Regions from separate parts of the Homo sapiens genome. Here region 1 is linked to region 2. The links are chromatin contacts, found by Hi-C or POLR2A ChIA-PET in ENCODE. All regions are on one chromosome and are shown on one strand. Each heading gives the region's core, a stretch centred on a gene start or an enhancer-like site at or near the end of the contact. The rest is flanking DNA. Distances are from core to core; before and after follow the strand shown. Region 1 has its middle 260 kb from the start of BTBD3-AS1. Region 2 holds the start of BTBD3 (BTB domain containing 3).

Region 1 (5,665 bases), core at 1,161-3,660, 260 kb after region 2:
CTGCCATTATTTATAATAGGGACCACTTTCACAGCCTACTTCCTGTTCTTTAATTTTTCTTGCTTCCTTAAATTCTATATTTCCAAACACCTTCCCAGCGGTCTATAATATTATCATTCCATTCTCTGCTTCACACCTACTAAAGGTTACTTCCTTACATAAGAAAGAATCTATGGCCTGCCTTTACTTACCTTTTACTGTCTCATCTCTCACCACTCCCTAGCTTACTATTTATGACTTAGCAATATTCATCATGTATAAAACACTTCTTGTTTCCCTGCTATGTTTGTATTATCAGTTCTATCAGCTATGTTCTTTCTGTGAGTAACTCCTACTCAGCCCTGGAGATTCAGCTTGGGTGTAGCATCTTCCAGGAAGACTTAGACTGAGTCAAGTGCCTGGCTTTGTGCTTTTATATCATTCTGTGTATAGGATTAACATGGTGCTTAGTCCACTGTACTGCTGGCATCATTTCCTCTGCTTGTCTTCTCTGGACTGCAAGATCCTCAGTGCTTTCATTTTCTGCAGTTACCATAATGCTCTTTATTGATCTTTATTTTAATCTTTATTTTATTTAAAATTGAATTTTCCACTTCCATTTATTCTTAAATTTTATTTTAGCCAGACTTTCTTGAATCTATTTTGATACCCCTCGTTGAGAATTGTACTTATTTTCCCAGTTTCAGTTTATTGATTACTTGCCTTCTTTCATGGAAAGAAATGAAGATATATTCTCCAAATTTTGTTGTGAATTCTAGAATCATTTTTCATATATGTATATATTTTTATGAAACTTTTTTCCCTTTAATCCTATATGTTAAAGGAAAAACAGCTGATATTGCATGATGAGTTCAAATGTTTTCCAATTAAAATGGGGGTTGACTGGCTTTATGGCCTACCTTTTCCTTCTGGCATCAAACCAAGCCAGAGATAGATTCAAACACTTTTCTACCTCTCCCAATTTACTTTCCTCCACTCTCACACCCAAAATGGTTCATCTTGAAGGTCCTCGGGCAGGGTTCTTTCCATTTCTACCCTGTCTTCCAAGGCTTACCCTTATATAACTAAACATTTCAGGACACAACCTGTCTCTAAGCCTCCCACTCTACCTTCTGCCACAGTGCATGCTGGAAGCCACAGTTTCCTGAGGACGAAGTAAAAAAGATGCAGGTGGGGCCCAAGGTGGAGGGAGAACCCTCAGGATAGCTCAGGGCATGACTTCTTAGCTTTTGGGACATGGCTTCCCATCTTTCAGAATCACGCAGCCCCTTCATCTAGGATGTAATACAAAGAGTGAGAATGAATCAGTCTTCTTCTGTCTTCTCTCGGCCTATTTTGAACTTGCTCTGAGTATAGAGCAAGTATTGTGTAGTTTAAAATTAAAGTCCCTAACCCAACCCATTTTGGTTGTAGTTAGTAGAAATTCCCTTCCCACATGGCATCTGGTCTTCTCTTAACTTTCGTTTGCATTGTTATTTCCAGTGTTGTTTTTTTCTTTAATTTGTTTATATTTGTGGGTATTTTAATAAAAGATAGAAAAATACATGGCAGGCTCAGTTACTTTGCTACTATTTAATCTAGAAATCATGTGTATATATTCTAAGGAAAAGCTTCATAGAGAACAATTTTTAATTAAATACAAATAAGAGCATTTGGGCAGGCTCCTTTTTGATTGAATTTCACTATCAGGAAACACTGAGAGAACCAAGTCACAGGGCTTCACCCTCCTGCCAAAGAGCTGTACTTCAAATCTTCTCCTATAAGCAAACTATTCTTCTGCTCATAGTTTATTTATGTCTGTGAATATCTGGAGATTTTAGTAGCAGTCGTGGTGGACAGAAATTTTTTGTACCCTGGAAATGTAGTGTGGTGCTTAGGCATATCAGCTCTGGAGTCAGAGAGCCTGGGGTCAAATCCCAGCTCCATCTTGCACTGAATGTGTTTCTGTTCTAGTTTTTGAACCACTCTGTGTATAGTTTCCCCAACTGTGAAAATGGAAGCAATACACAAAGTATCTTCAACTCCTTAATACGATGATGATTTAATACAAGTATTGTAAGTAATCAATACAGTAAAATCCTGAGAGGAGTATCTGACATGTTATAGATTTTCAACATAATGTTCTTTGTTGTTATTAAGAGAAACATGGTTTTCTTACATATTTTAAAACATATACAACTTAAAAACTTTAAAACTAATTAAATACTTTTTATCTAGAATGCTTTCTCTAGTCATCTTTCTAACTTCTTTGTATAATTCCATTAAAATTGTTTCAAAAGGAGCTTACTCGTTTTCTGTCCTTACAATTTGATATTTGTCAGTGTTGCATTTTCCTCAATCTCAAGTGACAGGGAGGAGCTGTTCAGCTTTGCCTTGCTCCTTTCTCTGCCATGCCGTGGGAGTAATGTTACTGACTATAAAGTTTTCATAAAATTGCTCACTGTCACTCCTGGGACACCCACAGTAATGATTAACCCAGCATGAATGGTGCATTGTCACAAACTCTGATGAGATGTGTGCAAAACTTTAAAAATAACTCGCTTCCTCTTCTCAAGCCAATGCTCCCATTAGGCAAAGAAGAGCCCAGGAACTGCTGAAAAGTGGGTGGGACAGGAATATTTGGAGCCTGCTCTGCTATTTTAAAGTTTAATATCTTGTTGTTAGGTTTGTATTTTCAAAGCATGGCCATCCAACCATGTGGCACTGAAAAACACAGCTGCCGGAGTCAGATGGGTGGCAGGGGTGGTGACTCATTATATATCTCTGGGATCACTGGCCAATTAAAATGATTTGCCCTAGAACCTGGGGAAAGAGCAAACCCCAGAGTCCTGCTCTCATATACTAAACATGAAATTAAATAGATTTGGTAGTATGGTTACCAAATGACCTGGGATGATTGGGACTATTCTGGTTTTAGCACTAAAAGTCCCACTTCCTGGGACCCCCTTAGTTCAGAGTAAACAGAACAGATAGTCATTCTGCCAGGAATTAAGCTACAGCTTTGCCATTTAGAAGCAGGTATATGAACTTGGATAGACCATGTGGCCTAATTCCCAAGGCCTAAGTCCTCTTTTATAATGTGGAAATAATAATATCTGCTTAGCAATATTATGAGAATCAAATGCAATATTGTCCATTAAGGAGTTCTGTGTCCAGTGACATACTATGCCAATGTCAGCAGATGCAATCATTGAAGATGTTGTTCCTCTGAGCCACAAAGGACTACCCGGAGAAATACAGGATGGAGGTGGTTAGACAGGCTTAAAGCCTGTGTCTAGAAGACTTCTCCAAAGCAATGGTGAGCATGACTCCACAAGCAATTGTCTCAAAGTTGGCAGAAGAATTCAAAAGAAGTTTAGAGGTGGGGGAGAAAGAAAGTGGGGTGTCACAAAGATCCATTGCATGAGATGACTCCAAATTTTACTCAATTCTTGCAGTGTGCTGAGGGCATAGGTGCCCACCCAAAACTTTGTATGTGGCCTGGAGTAGCCTGGATTTTCTCTTGGAACCTGCTATTCTTATATGTAGAATATATGTACAATGAAGAACCATTTTACATAGACTCAGTTGTCTCTCTACCCTTCCAGCTGTAAAGCTATACCATACCAATGCCTTTCAGGCATTAGCAATTGAGGGAGATGCAGGTTGTCTCCTGAACTCAATCTTTCTTAGGTCTCAGGCCATTGTCTTTTTTACTTGGTTACATATTTCTTTGATTTTTCACCTTGCTCTCTTCTTACCTCCTTTGTATATGTTTTGCTCTTATTTCCCTGTTTGCTCTAGAATATTACATTCCATGAAGGATGTGCAATTCACCTATCTTGTTGACTGTCATCTCTCACAACCAGCCTGGGAGGTGACCAGCCAATACCTGTTAAATGAAAGAGTGGACTGGACGTTAGATCTGTTATATCTGTTATATTCTACAGATCACAAGTCACACCAGCTTTATGTTCTTTAAATAAATAATGATCGAATACATTAAATGACCCAAGTATGAGTAATGAAGTTAGAGATAACATAAACTTTCTGCCTGTGATATTTTATTTTCTTTCAAAATCAATCTTTGGTTAAAGTTAATAATGAAGAGGGCAAAGATCTGAACCATACAGTTTTTAGACACCTTTAATGCAAGGATGTTGCAGACTTTTAGATATGAGAATGGTGGATTATAGCTTAAAGAGCAGATAGCTTATTGAAAATTTAAGGTAATCAGCAATACTTTTCGAACAATTACCTCAACTGTTAGCTACCACTTACCCTGAAACTCTTCTTTCTCTTCATCTCACAGATTGTCAGTATCATCTAAAGTAAAAGATGGTAATGCATTCACAGTGTGAATGTGGTGAATTCTACTTCTTTGATGGTGGTAAATTGCCTGAGATGATCTCCTCTTCCTTCCACCTCTCTCTCCCAAATCAGCCATGGGATGTTGACTGGCATTAAAATAAGAACAACAACAGGGCAGGCAACAAAGGGGATAAGGAAGAGAAGGGAGGGTATGTATAACTCAGACTAGGTCTGCTCCCACTATATGATTTGCAGCAGATGTTATCTGTTCAACTCAAACAGCTGATCCTTGATTTAAAGATAATTTGTTTATTATTATACTAAATGGAGCCCATAAATCTCTATTATAGGCTGATGAGAACGGAAGAAAATAGTGTATGATGAAAGCACCAAACAGAACACATTTTTCCTAGCTTCATTCTCTCCTATAATCTCAAACACTGATAAGCAATATTGACATTTTCAAAGAGGCTTATAAGCAGTAAGCAATTCGAGTTTTATATAGTAAATGTGTCTTGAGTTACATTTTCAAGTGGAAGTTGGGCTTAGCTTTGGTAATCTACCAAGCAGTATGTTTTGGTGCTGGCTGAGTCTTGTCCTGAAAGTCTGTGCTCTTTCAAGCTTCTTGTGTACGTTCCACTCCCCTGGGTTCACGTTCTCAGGGAGAAAATTGGATGCACAAAGAATGGAGTTTGCATAAGGCCCTTGTAAGCCTGATTATGGGTATTTACACAGCTGTAATCATTATAAATAAATTACTTCATAAATTTCAACAAATGAAATCATGTCATGTTATTTTGTCTGCTTTTTCTCTTCTTTGTGCCGCCAAGTCACCAGTGTATCATTTATTTCGGCTCATTTTTGTGAAAATGAGATTTAAGGCATAGTCCAGTTACAGCATCTGAGAGCCACTGCTCTCCCACCTCAGTGTTTATCTTTTCTGTTGGAGAGAAAAAATGACAGAAAATAAAATATCTAATGCACTGATACAGGAACACATATGTAGTGTTATGTTTCTGGAGGATTTTTCTTTTCTTTTGTTAGGTATGTTAAGGTATTGTTTATATGTAATAAAATTCACATTTTATAGGGACAGTTCTTGGAGTTTTGACAAAAGTGTAGCCATATGGCCACAACTAGGATTACCATATAGAATATTTCTATCACCTCAAAGAGTCCTACACCTCCATCTTCTACTATTGTTATGTTTTCTGTCCCTGTAGTTTTTCCATTTCCAGACTGTCATATAAAGGAAATCATGCAGTGTGCAGCCTTTTGGTCTAGCTCTTCTTTTACTTAGCTTAATGTTTTTCAGATTCATCCCTGTTTATGTGTATATCAGTAGTTCATTTCTTTTTATTGTTGAGTGGTATTT
Region 2 (6,306 bases), core at 2,924-5,423:
CAGTTTCAAACCTCATTCAGGTCTGCAAAGTGAATATGTCAGATTGTATTAAATAAAGGTAGGATTGCTGACAAACCTTCCAGTGGTGAAAAGGATGATCTAAGTGAGCTTAAATTCTGTGGATAATTTTGTTATTATTGGGAATTGAATGGAAATAGGTTAACAGTGATTCAGCTTTCTGGCAATTATAAAATCAACTGAAACACACTATTATTAGCTAACTTTTTAAGTTTGGTTTCTAGTCTTGCTCACCGCCGTATGCCCAACACCTAATACACTGCATAGTCAGTATGTTTTATTTTGGGAATACTTTCATACAAACTTGATGGACTTCTTGGCCTATTTACCTCATTAGGGCAGACAGCTCTAAAATTCAGGAAGTGTAGAAACAAGTGATAAAATGCCTATTGGAAAGAAATTTTAGGAGTAAAATGTAGCAGTAGACATCAGGCTGCTATCCTTTTTTACCCTTCAACCCAGTGGGTGATGTTTCTGGGTTACAGACTCAACAGATGGAGTTTTAACTATTTATGTTTAATCAAGGAGGAAAAGAAGCCATAATTTGTATTTAATGTAGTAGACTATAGAAATGAAAGAATAAAGTGATACCAAAATTTTGTATATTCAAATCAATCTTATAGTTTTATAACATTTTAACCCTAACATTTTATTGTATTTTGGGTTGCAATTACTCATGGCAGATGAAAGCCATGGCTTCTCTTTCTAGAAAAATAAATGCACACATACTGCCAATTTCACCGACAGCTTGAGGAGTTTCATGAACTTGCCATCATCTGGTGGTCCCTAGTCTGAATTCTTGATAGAAAATAACCTAGTATGTTCATGTATACATATGTAACTAACCTGCACATTGTGCACATGTACACTAAAACTTAAAGTATAATAATAATAAAATAAAAAAAAAAGAAAAGAACCTAGTGTGTTAAACCTTAAATGCCCTTAGAAATAACCTAGACCAGTGTTTCTTAAACTGTGGTCATGAGATCAGTTGAATGGATTATGACCAACATTGAAAAGAAAAGAAGAAAGAAGAAAATAGAAAATATCAGAGTGTATATCATAACATGCTAAGAGTAGGTTTTGTTTTTTGAGCCATGTCTTTCCATTTGTATGCCTGTATGTGTGTTTATGTTTAGTACTAAGTCAGAATATAAAATGCATTTCTTACTGTGGATTGAGTGTAAAGTTTGAAAAACATTCATTCTGGGTGAATCTCTTTCATCTTATAGCTGAGGAAAACTGAGGCCCTTAAAGGCTAAATGATTTGTTCAAATACTCGCCTTTCTCTATTTTAAGTGGCCCAGCCAGGACTGAACTAGATTGGTTGCTAATTTTACCATGCTACATTGCTAATTTGTTGAAATACAATTGTGAAGTAGACCATTTAAAAGTACTAAGTGATTATCTGCTTCATAGTTGACATTTTTTAATTCCTTATTTTTCCTGCCGAAATCATCACTGTCATTATCTTTTAAAATAATTGGGGCTGGCGCTTCCTTTCCAGAGAATATCTTGGTCCCTCTCAGTTGGCTGTCTGCACACCTCAATCCTAGAATTTGACATTTGGGGCCTAATCAGAAGAATTTCAGAACAAGATGTGAGGGGTTGTTAAGTTTTTAATGTCCAAACTAAATTAAATTATTTTGAGTTATTTTCAATTCACTTAATAGTTGAATGCAACATATGGCACCAGATGTTGGTACTGGATCATTGGGAAGACATCTAGTAGTCAGTAGTTATCTATGTGAAGTTTTTTTCAACCTTGAATACTGTATGAAATGCAGATTCTGATCCAGAGTCTGGCTGAGATTCTGGGTGACTAATAGGCTCCCTGTAGATGCTGCTGCTGATCCTTCAACTACATTTTCAGTAGCAAGAACCTGCATTACTTGCCTTATTACCGTGGTAAGAAAAAGTAGCCGTCAGATAATTTTTCTGTCTTGATTTTAAACAGCCATGCTCATCAGTCCTTACATACATTGGAGTAATAATGCCCTTCTTTGTAGCACTCTTGTAGATGATTCAGATTTAGCGCTACTTCATTTAACTAGTATTGTCAGAATTTTCTACAAAACTTATTTTTCTAAATAACTGATATCTGTAATTTTAGAAAACATGTTCTACAATATTGCATACTTCTCTTTCTCAAACTGTTACATCCACTTTACTTTTTTTCTTTAACTTAGTGGTGTAAGAGCCATGTGTTTTGGAGACTTCTTGGTGATGGGTATTGAGCCATATGCAAAATGAGTAAAGATCACAAACCCTTCTAAGTTCTTGTATCTGTGTTTTATGTTTTTTCTATTTTGTCTCCATCCAGCTACCAATTAATAGTATGTCTGCCTAAAAGCAGCTGGTTTCCCTTTCCATTCTAATTGATTACTTCTGACCTGAAAAGCCAGATACTAGATTTGTTAGAAATATTTATGAGATTAATCCCAGTCAGAAAGGCCTACCTGGCATGGGAGCTTTCCTGCAAGGAAGTGGTCAAGGAAGTTCAGTGGCACTTGAGCAAGAGAGAAATCCTTTAGTGTTAACCCTATTCTGAATAATTAGGTCAATAGGAGCTTACTTGTTTCTTCATGACTTTCTCTATGTGCTTTTTAAACTGGTTTCTAGATCCCTCTCTAACATTGTGTGTTAAAGTGTGTATGAAGATGATTTGGAGGTATCTGTATGTGTGTGTTCTGCTGTTGAGAACATGATAATCATAATAAATAAGCAGTGCTTCAGGATCCATCTAAAATGGAGACAGGTAACTGTGCTACAGGCCCTGGTTCTCTTACAGAGGCTTTGCAAATGGTTTTAAGAATAATAATAACAACAATAAAGAGGATATTTCTTGGTTCAATTTAGTGTTCTAGGGATTTAAAGACTGATTTCTGGTAACCGCCTTTAGCAGATTATTAATTATAACAATAACAATCGTAACTCTTATTTGCTGAGCCCTCACTGTGTCAGGTAGTCATTATTCAGACAAATGTTAAAACAAGGAGGGCTGTGGTCATGAAGGGTGCATTTGCCTGAGGGGTAGCAAATGGCTGCTGTGCTTTGAACAAATGAGCGTGATCCAAATAGATAGGGGTGAGATTAAATATTTTAATTAGTCCCTCTTTACAATAAATAAGCATATGCAGAACCTATTGCCGGTGTTTTTGTTTTTTTTACTCACCAACGCTAGAAATGGTTGGAGGATTCACACCTACAAAAATCAAATGGTAGCTTATATTCTTCTAATTCAAAGCAGAGAGAACCTGTTTGCATTTTAACTAGGTGGAATCCGAACATTTATCATTTTGAATAGCCTTGTTATTTGTTCTGTCTTAGAAGTTGTGGATTATATTCTTTAAAATTAAGACAAGACTAAATGTAGCCTTAACAGTTAAGTTGAATTTTGAGATCCTGAACATGGCCCCATCTGAAATATTTTTAGTGAATTACAGCCTTTGAACATTGATCATCAGATTTGTTTTTATTTGAATCTTATTTTTACTTCTAGAGTTTATCTTATGCTTTAGTGTACTTAGGTGTACGGGTATAATCTTAATCTAATTAACAGTATTTTGTGACCTGAGACACCTGTCAAAGACCATTATAGAAGCTAGAAAACATTGGGAGGTAAACTGAACACATGGCCTCAGTTCTCTTCTTTAGCACTAGACTATGACTTGCACTCAAAAGAGGCTAAGAAAAAGAAAAATAACGTCCTTTGCCTTTAAAGTGTAATAAATGTGTTTTGCTATTAATAGCCCTTTTCAGTTTATAGACTGGAGGATTTTGTTTTAAGTATTTGAAACTAAATGCTGCTGGGAAAAAGATTTTAGTAGAAATATAGATATCTGTCCCTACCCTTTGTTAATTGATCCTGCTTAACTGGGGACATAATGTATGTCTACTGAAGAGAAATCTGTGGGCATAAACTCCTCCCTTCCTGTTGTCAAATATATTTCATATGTTATTATCTTGTTTAAATATACAGTAGACAAGAAAATGCAACTGCTGTTCCTTTAATATCAGAACTATGCATGTTACAATAGGTGTCACTGTTTTGCTTGGTCCAATCATGATTGGTGACTTCAGCTATTGGCTCGGAGCACTGGCTGTCTGACTCCATCTGCAGGGCTGTAATACCTACTCTCCTCCGATCCATTCACCACACAACTTCAGCCGGCTGAACAGACTCACGCAGCTCCAGCCCATCTTGCTGACCTAATTCAGAAAAGAAGTGCTACAGCTCTGTGCCTGTCATCTTTGCAGTGTAGCATTTTCAGGTGATCTAGGAAACAGTTATTTTTATGAGCAAATAAGAGAAACAGGAATCATGATGGGGATATATTTAACAGACCCAGTACTGGATAAAACTTAAAGCCAGTTTCTATTCAACATAGTGAAAAGGTCACCTTGCCTGGCTGAGAAAAGCAGCAAAATATCAGCTTTGTTGGTTTCAGTTAACCTCTTAGCCCGGGCTAATCTCTTTTCCTTGATGTTCAAACCAATTTGGGATATCTAACTCTAAAGAGAGACACACTGTACTCATGGTAGATGACAAGGAAAAGAACATGAAATGTCTCACCTTCTTCTTGATGCTTCCAGAGACGGTAAAGAACAGGTCCAAGAAAAGCTCAAAGAAAGCAAATACCAGCAGCAGCAGTAGCAACAGCAGCAAGTTGCCACCAGTTTGTTATGAAATAATTACCTTGAAGACTAAAAAGAAGAAGATGGCTGCTGATATATTCCCCCGTAAAAAGCCAGCCAACTCCAGCAGCACCAGCGTCCAGCAGTACCACCAGCAGAATCTCAGTAACAACAACCTTATCCCGGCCCCAAACTGGCAGGGTCTTTATCCCACCATTAGAGAGAGGTAAGTGCCGCGCTAGTCTATTTACTTTAAAAGTTTTCCTGTGTTGAAGTTTCTGCTTTTGCAAAACCTGTAATGTATTTGAACACAAATCTGTTTCCTCTTTTCCCAGAAGCTTTTTATTGGTAATGGAAAATTGCCTTGTATCTTTTCCAAAACAGTACAGCTGTTTTCCTCTTAGATAAAAATGTTTTTGCAAGCTGTAACATTCAAGTGACAGGGTTGTCTATGGGCCATAGAAAATGGGAACCTTTTATTTGTCCTTAGCTTTATTAAAAGTTTGTATAACTTTTATTTTAAACTTTAGTTACTTCCCTTATGTTTGCAATGATTATGAACAGTTTAGTTAGAACCTTTATTTGTTGTTTTGCCTTGAAGTTACTGGACTGTTGCTTAGCTTGCAAGTCTTTTGTGGGTTTTGTATGTTGGGGAAGGGGATGTTAAAAATGCAGGCTGCTGTGAATTAATGAGTTGCCTCTGTTTATAGAAATGCGATGATGTTCAATAATGATTTGATGGCAGATGTACATTTTGTGGTTGGGCCACCAGGTGGGACTCAACGGTTGCCAGGACACAAAGTAAGCAACAGCTGCATGACCGGTTTAGTCCTGACGTTTACAAAGAGGGACCCTTTCCATAAGCCTGTAACTTGGTGTGGGCAGCTTGCCGATGTCAGGCAGTGCATGTTTCACTCGATTAGGGAGAGAGCGCACCCTCTCCAGAGGGCTTTGGCCACGCTTAATTTTTTCTTTGTTTCCTTCTATACTGCTTTATATCTCACACATCCCCTCTTAACTCTCCAGACATGGGAAGTTGTTGTGACAGGTCAGGAAAGTCGTATGTTTACCCTTCTCCTAGAAATTAGTTATGTAAGCTATTATTGTATGTATTTAGTAATGAGGGGACATGTGCATTAATCTCTTAAAGCTTTGAAATAATTAGCAGCATGGTCTTATGCTTCCATGGCAAGCTACCCTGTGTACCTTGGCTTTTTCAAAGCAGTAGATTTTAGGTACGCTATGTTTACTAAACCTGATTGCCTAGTGTTGTTTTTCTGCATTGATTTGCTGGAAATGCCTTCAATTTAGTGTATGAAATAAGATTTCCCTTTCTACACAGTATGTTTTAGCTGTTGGGAGCTCTGTGTTCCATGCGATGTTTTACGGAGAACTTGCAGAGGACAAAGATGAAATCCGTATACCAGATGTCGAACCTGCTGCTTTTCTCGCTATGCTGAAGTAAGCATCATTCGTGTGTTTGGAAAGAGTTTGTTTATGCTGTATTTGTACCCTGCTGGTTTCACAGTTAAATTTAAGTTCTGCATAACAGAAAAGAAGACTGATGAAGAAAGAGGGTGCTGCTTACCTTGTAAATGTTTTCGGAAAAGAACACTTTAGCTTTCCGTGGAAAGCATATGGAATTATGCA

What was found. Hi-C counts contacts between places; a loop is a spot of excess contacts on that map. ChIA-PET counts read pairs that join two places held with the same protein, here RNA polymerase II (POLR2A). Pooled maps may share reads with other maps.
Region 1: a loop to region 2 is called in a map of heart right ventricle, with 2.4 times the contacts of the local background. The contact joins the enhancer-like site here to the promoter of BTBD3 in region 2. A Hi-C loop is called at or near these places in 5 of 168 maps with a recorded cell type or tissue (heart left ventricle and heart right ventricle) and 5 of 50 pooled maps. POLR2A ChIA-PET finds 5 or more read pairs at or near these places in 1 of 52 experiments (MCF 10A).

What each region holds. Positions count from the first base shown.
Region 1 is chr20:12,175,366-12,181,030 of GRCh38, forward strand. No RefSeq gene overlaps it. Among named protein-coding and RNA genes, the nearest start is that of BTBD3-AS1, 260 kb to the left of the region's middle. Within about 2 kb of position 2,411, at least 3 of the 41 ENCODE cell types and tissues checked have a DNase peak (open chromatin) inside an H3K27ac peak, as active enhancers do.
Region 2 is chr20:11,913,720-11,920,025 of GRCh38, forward strand. BTBD3 (BTB domain containing 3) reads left to right here and starts at 4,174. Exons shown (of 4, transcript NM_014962.4): 1 at 4,174-4,882; 2 at 5,367-5,457; 3 at 5,999-6,117. The coding sequence starts at 4,557. BTBD3-AS1 (BTBD3 antisense RNA 1) reads right to left here and starts at 4,882. Exons shown (of 3, transcript NR_186407.1): 1 at 4,595-4,882.